Regions from separate parts of the Homo sapiens genome. Here region 1 is linked to region 2. A link is a loop called in an ENCODE intact Hi-C map of the cell type or tissue named here. Cell type or tissue: mammary epithelial cell. All regions are shown on one strand. Links, peaks and the distances in the headings refer to the core of each region. The heading gives the core; the rest is flanking DNA. Region 1 has its middle 31 kb from the start of MTNR1B. Region 2 has its middle 85 kb from the start of MTNR1B.

The links. A loop is a pair of places that touch in the nucleus more often than their neighbours do. Peaks named below come from ENCODE experiments on the same cell type or tissue, not always from the same donor. Only the 100,000 strongest peaks of a DNase experiment are listed, where the experiment ranks them.
Region 1: a loop joins it to region 2, with 7 times the contacts of the local background. A loop is called at or near these places in 6 of 110 quality-filtered maps.

The regions. Positions count from the first base shown.
Region 1 is chr11:92,999,434-93,002,249 of GRCh38, reverse strand. No RefSeq gene overlaps it. Among named protein-coding and RNA genes, the nearest start is that of MTNR1B, 31 kb to the right of the region's middle. In mammary epithelial cell, for the core only: no CTCF peak of the experiment used is centred there; a DNase peak (open chromatin) is centred at 1,539; H3K27ac peaks cover 1,749 bases.
Region 2 is chr11:93,053,601-93,056,416 of GRCh38, reverse strand. No RefSeq gene overlaps it. Among named protein-coding and RNA genes, the nearest start is that of MTNR1B, 85 kb to the right of the region's middle. RefSeq lists an enhancer at 871-2,070. In mammary epithelial cell, for the core only: a CTCF peak has its summit at 1,270; DNase peaks (open chromatin) are centred at 1,336 and 1,956; H3K27ac peaks cover 924 bases.

The DNA.
Region 1 (2,816 bases), core at 19-2,518, 54 kb after region 2:
TTTCAGCTGTGTGGGTTAAAAAAAATTAACAAGAAGTGAGCAACTAAAAAGATTAGGACTTGGTTTTATTGGAATCATTTGGGGAGCTTTAACAAAATACCAACAACTGGCCCACCCTAAACCAGTTAAGTCACAATACCTGGGCATTCTAATTTTTCAGGTTTTTCAGGTCATACTAATGTGTGGCAAAGATTGAGAACCACACCTCTTTCTTTAACCAATAGATACACCCAATTTCTCATTGAATATTTTTTTTTTTTTGAGACAAAGTCTTGCTCTTCACCAAGGCTGGAGTATAGTTGTGCAATCATAGCTCACTGCAGTCTCCAACTCCTGGGCTCAAGATATCCTCCCATTTCAGCATCTTGAGTAGCTGGGACTACAGGTGCACTCCACCACATCTGACTAACTTTTAAAAATTTTTTGTAGAGACAAGGTCTTGCTATGTTGCTCAAGCTAGTCTCAAACTCCTGATCTCAGGTGATCCTCCTGCCTTGGCCTCCTAAATTACTGGGATTACAAGTGTGAGCCACTGAGCCTGGTCCTCTTTGAATAATTTTGGCCTGTTTCCAAAATTTAAACCTATTATCAAAAGGCGGAAATTTAATACCTTTGAAAATGTACATCAAGAAAATATGCTACAGGTTCCAAAATCAGCTCCAAAATTTTTCTGAACCAGGAGATCTTATTGTTAGAATAAGTATGTACCTTCCCAGGGAAACCATTTAGAAAAGTACAAAGCCTTTTTAAAAATACAAAGTTGTTCATTTATTCTCTTATTAATGAACATCTGGGTTGTTAAGTTTTTGGTAATTATGAAAAAAGCTGCTATGTACATTTGTGTGCAAGTCTTTCATGAAAATATTTTTTTTTATTTCTCTTGCATGAATATCTAGGAGGGAAAGAGCTGAGCCATGACTCAGCTGTTTATAAGAATGTATGTTTCAGGCTGAGTGTGGTGTTTTATGCCTGTAATGCCAGCACTTTGGGAGGCCAAGATGGGAGGATTGCTTGAGGACAGGAGTTGGACACTGCAGAGAGATGTGATTGAGTCATTGCACTCCAGCCTGGGTGACAGAGTGAGACACTATCTCTTAAAAAGAATTTTTTTTAAGAATGTGTATTTATAACAGACTGTCAAATAGTTCTCTAAAATGATTACAGTACAGTATCCAAGGGGGGACACATGTTTTAAGAGCCCCAGGAGATAGCTGAAACCAAGGATAGTACCAGGCCCTATATATACTACGCATGAATTTCTTTTTCCTTCTTCACAATTTACAGGCAGAACATTCGTTTTCATCATAGATCTTAGCAACCTTATTTCTTTCCTTATTAACTTAAGAACTTTCATCTTTTCACTTAAAGGAAGAATTTTATGGCTTCTCTGTGTCATACCCAAATTGCCAGCATCTCTACTCTTGCACTCTGGGGCCATTATTTACTAATGTAAGGATGACTTGAACACAAGCACTGAGATACTGCAACAGTCTGATAACCCTGAGGGCTACTAAGTGATTAACAGGCAAGAAGCATCTACAGCATGGACATGCTGGACAAAGGAATGAGTCACATCCTGGGCAGGGTGGCAGGAGATTTCACCACATTACTCAGAATGGTGTACAATTTAAAACTTACAAATTGTTTATATCTGAAATTTTCCATTTAATATTTTTAGACCAAGGTTGACCATGGGTAACTGAAACTGTGAATAAGAGGAGAACTACTTCAGAAATGTGAAATGGTTTAGAAAAAAATTAAAACGAAAATAAAGAGAAAAAAGAAGGGACTATTATCTGTAATTTTATGCTCTAACAGTGTCCTCTTTATCAGTGATATCAGGACATTTAATTTTAGCCAGTCTAAAAGAGTGGGTAAAATGAAATATTGGGCATGTTTTCTTGTTTTATAGCCCATTTATAAAATTAAATATTTGGCATCTTTTCTCATTTTTATAGCCAATTTAGATATCTTCTTTGGTGAAGTGCCTGTCCAAGCCTATTGCCTATAAACTTTAAAAAATGTTTCAGATAGGCTGGGTGCGGTGGCTCATGCCTGTAATCCCAGCACTTTTGGAGGCCGAGGCGGGCAGATCACAAGGTCAGGAGATCGAGACCATCCTGGCTAACATGGTGAAACCCTGTCTCTACTAAAAAAAAACAAAAAATTAGCCAGGCATGGTGGTGGGCGCCTGTAGTCCCAGCTACTCGGGAGGCTGAGGCAGGAGAATGGCGTGAATCCGGGAGGCAGAGCTTGCAGTGAGCCAAGATCGCGCCACTGCACTCCAGCCTGGGCGACAGAGCAAGACTCCTTCTCAAAAAAAAAAAAAAAAAAAATTTCAGATAATTGTAGATTCTAATGTAATTGTAAGAAAATTTTTTAAAAAGACATCTATGAACACTTAGTTTACCTTGACAATAACATCTTGCAAAACTATGTAGTACAATATCACAACCAGGATGTTGACCATGATACAGTCCACAACTCATTTAGATTTTCTTCGTTTATGTAAACTCGTGTTTAGTTTTATACAATTTTATAACACATGCAGGTTTCCGTATCCATCACCACAGTCAAAATACAGGACAGTTCCATCACCACGAGGACCCCTCATGTTGCTCTTTTATTACCATATCTACTACCTTCTGACCCTTCTCATAAACTCTTCAACCACAAATCTATTCTCCATTTCTAAAATTTTGTCATTTAAAAAAGGCTATTAAAGTAGATGAGTGGATACAAAAATGTGGCATATACATACAATGACATATTTTTCAGCCTTAAAAGGGAAGAACATGCTGTCATTTGTGACAACA
Region 2 (2,816 bases), core at 48-2,547:
GAGTGCTGCATAATTTAATATGAGGTGTGTAGCCTTGTTTCTTGTACACGTTCAGAGTATTTTGGGGGTCCAAAACCAAAGATACTTATCCTTCAAAAAAGCCCTCCACATATTCCAATTAATACTCAGGGTCTTTTTCAAATTCTTGGTATTAGCTCCCCGTTAGTCATATTGATAATATCCCTTGTGTATTATAATCTTTCTAGTCTTAAATGCTTCTCAGCAGCCATGAACTCTTCAGATTATCTCCATGAGGATTAAACAACAGAAACTACCTGGACAAGAATCACAGAATCTAATGAGATTCTAGTTTGCTCCTACAAAGGTCTACAGAAAAGAAAATGTGATGACCAAGAGTAATGATAGGTAGTTGGTCACACTCTGAGTTCAGCTGAGAGAATCACTGGAAGAAAGCAATGGTTAAAAAAAAAAATGGAGGTCATAGTTTAGATATAATCCAAGGCCAATTGCCCATAGCCAGGTAGCCAAAGCTGAAGTCATCCTAATTTTTCAGAAATGGTAGCCCTAATCATAAATGAAACACAAAATAAAAGCTTTACGTTTTTGCCAGCAGGATTCGGTAAAAGTAAACTAATCAGCAAAAGTCAGATCAGCTTAAACAGCTCTACTTGCCCTAAAAGAATGTTAATGTGTAACAACCAATTACAAAAAAGGTCACAATACTTCCTCCTTAATGCTTTATAAACTGCACAGTAACTGTTGTAAGCAGAGCTTCTTTTTTTTTTTTTTTTTTTTTGAGACAGAGTCTCACTCTGTCGCCCATGCTGGAGTGCAGTGGCGCCATCTCGGCTCACTGCAAACTCCGCCTCCCAGGTTCACCCCATTCTCCTGCCTCAGCCTCCCGAGTAGCTGGGACTACAGGCGCCCGCTACCATGCCCGGCTAATGTTTTGTATTTTTAGTAGAGACAGGGTTTCACCATGTTAGCCAGGATGGTCTTGATCTCCTGACCTCATGATCCACCTGCCTTGGCCTCCCAAAGTGCTGGGATTACAGGCGTGAGCCACCACGCCTGGCCATAAGCAGAGCTTCTTACCTCTTCTGGTTTGAAGCCTCCCAGTTCCCCAGCTATTCTTTTGAGTGCACAATAAACTCTTACAATTTTTAAATCTGATCTGATTTTTTTGACAAAACTTTCATTCCTGTGTCTTTGAGGAAGTGCACCAAAAGCACTCACCACTCCGTGTCTCTCTTGAAAGCTAATCTCTGTGGTGGTGTTTTTCCACTGTGCCAATCTGAAGAGGCCCAGAGGAGGGAGAAACAGTGTAGGCCACTTTTCATGCTGTGATGACAGACAGCTGAATCATCCTGAATGTGTGCAATTGCATGGGTGTTTATTACTACAAGTTACATGGTGTTTGCCACAGATATGAGTCAACCCAGGAGCATCCTCATATTTGTCATCTTGTAATAATAATCAGAGTATGAAAGTACAAAAACCATTTGGGGGCGTTGATGACCTCTCAGAAACAGAGCTTTCCCATCCACCATGGCCACATTAATAGAAACATCTCTTTATTTTCAGATGATTTACTTTTTAATTAAAAATTATTTTGTAGATTAGATGTGATTCCAGGTTATTACAGTATTTATAGCATTGTCATGTATTTGCGTTTTTATATTTTCTCTGGTAACAAAGAGATGGAAGTACATATACAGTCATAAGTATACTCAAAAAAGTGAATTTCTTATATGAATGCCACCACCTCATTAGTTTCCATCAAAAAAAAAAATTAAACTAATTCAGTAAAATAACTTTGGGTAACAACCATGTGCTGGAAAAAAAAAGAAAAAAGAAACATCTCTCCTCTGTATCTTTTTTTCTGAAAGAAAGACCCTGAGCCTTGTGAACTATCCCCACCTGCACCAGCAGTGTCCTACCTTAGCAACACTTTGTAAGAGCTCCGGCAAGACATGAGTGAGTCTCCAAGTGATGAGAATCCACCCGATGCTGATTACTACAATGAATCATCTGAGTAGGAAGAACAGATTTTACCTTTTCATGTACACTCCCAATTTTATCCTTTACCGCTATCAACCTATGATCAGTATACTTTGAAATACTCTGCAACCAGGGATTCCACAGCACAGAAATGGGTGAGGACGATGGGCTATTTACACCTTCTCTTGATAATGGGAGCTGGAATGAAAACCTCTGGGTCTTGCACTGACCATAAGTCTCTGCAAACTCCTGATGATCACCTCACATGTCAGGGGTCTGTATAAGATAGTGTCTGGTTTGGATTTCCAAAAGAAAATGTGGGGTCATATTCAGCACAATAACAATTTCACATAGGAATTCTCGGTTTCTGAAAATAAATAAATAAATAAATAAATAAATAAATAAATAAATAAATAAAACCTCCCCATCATTACTCTTGGCTACTTCAGCCTCCTTCCCCATAGCTCCTGTGTGGTCCCCAGAGCCCCAGAGCCCATGTTTCTGATGCATTGTGTGGGGGAACTGCACAAAGCATCTCCCCACTGTATCTCAGGAAAGCTGGGGGCAGCCCCGTGGCAGTTTGGTGCTGCTAAAGCTTGTATCACAGGCTGACAACAGAGATGCCCTCTCTATCCTAGGGACTGAGGCTTCTATGGCAGCAAAACAACAACAAAAAATATAAAGAAATAGCCAGCAGCTCTGTCTCAACCAAATCCTTGGGGCTGTCGGATACATTCTCCCTAAACACTGTACCTTAACATCATCTGCTGTATTCATAATAATCCGTGTTTCTAACTTCAATTCTTTTATTGTGAGCATCTAAGCATTTCCTTCATGATGGATGATAGCTTTGC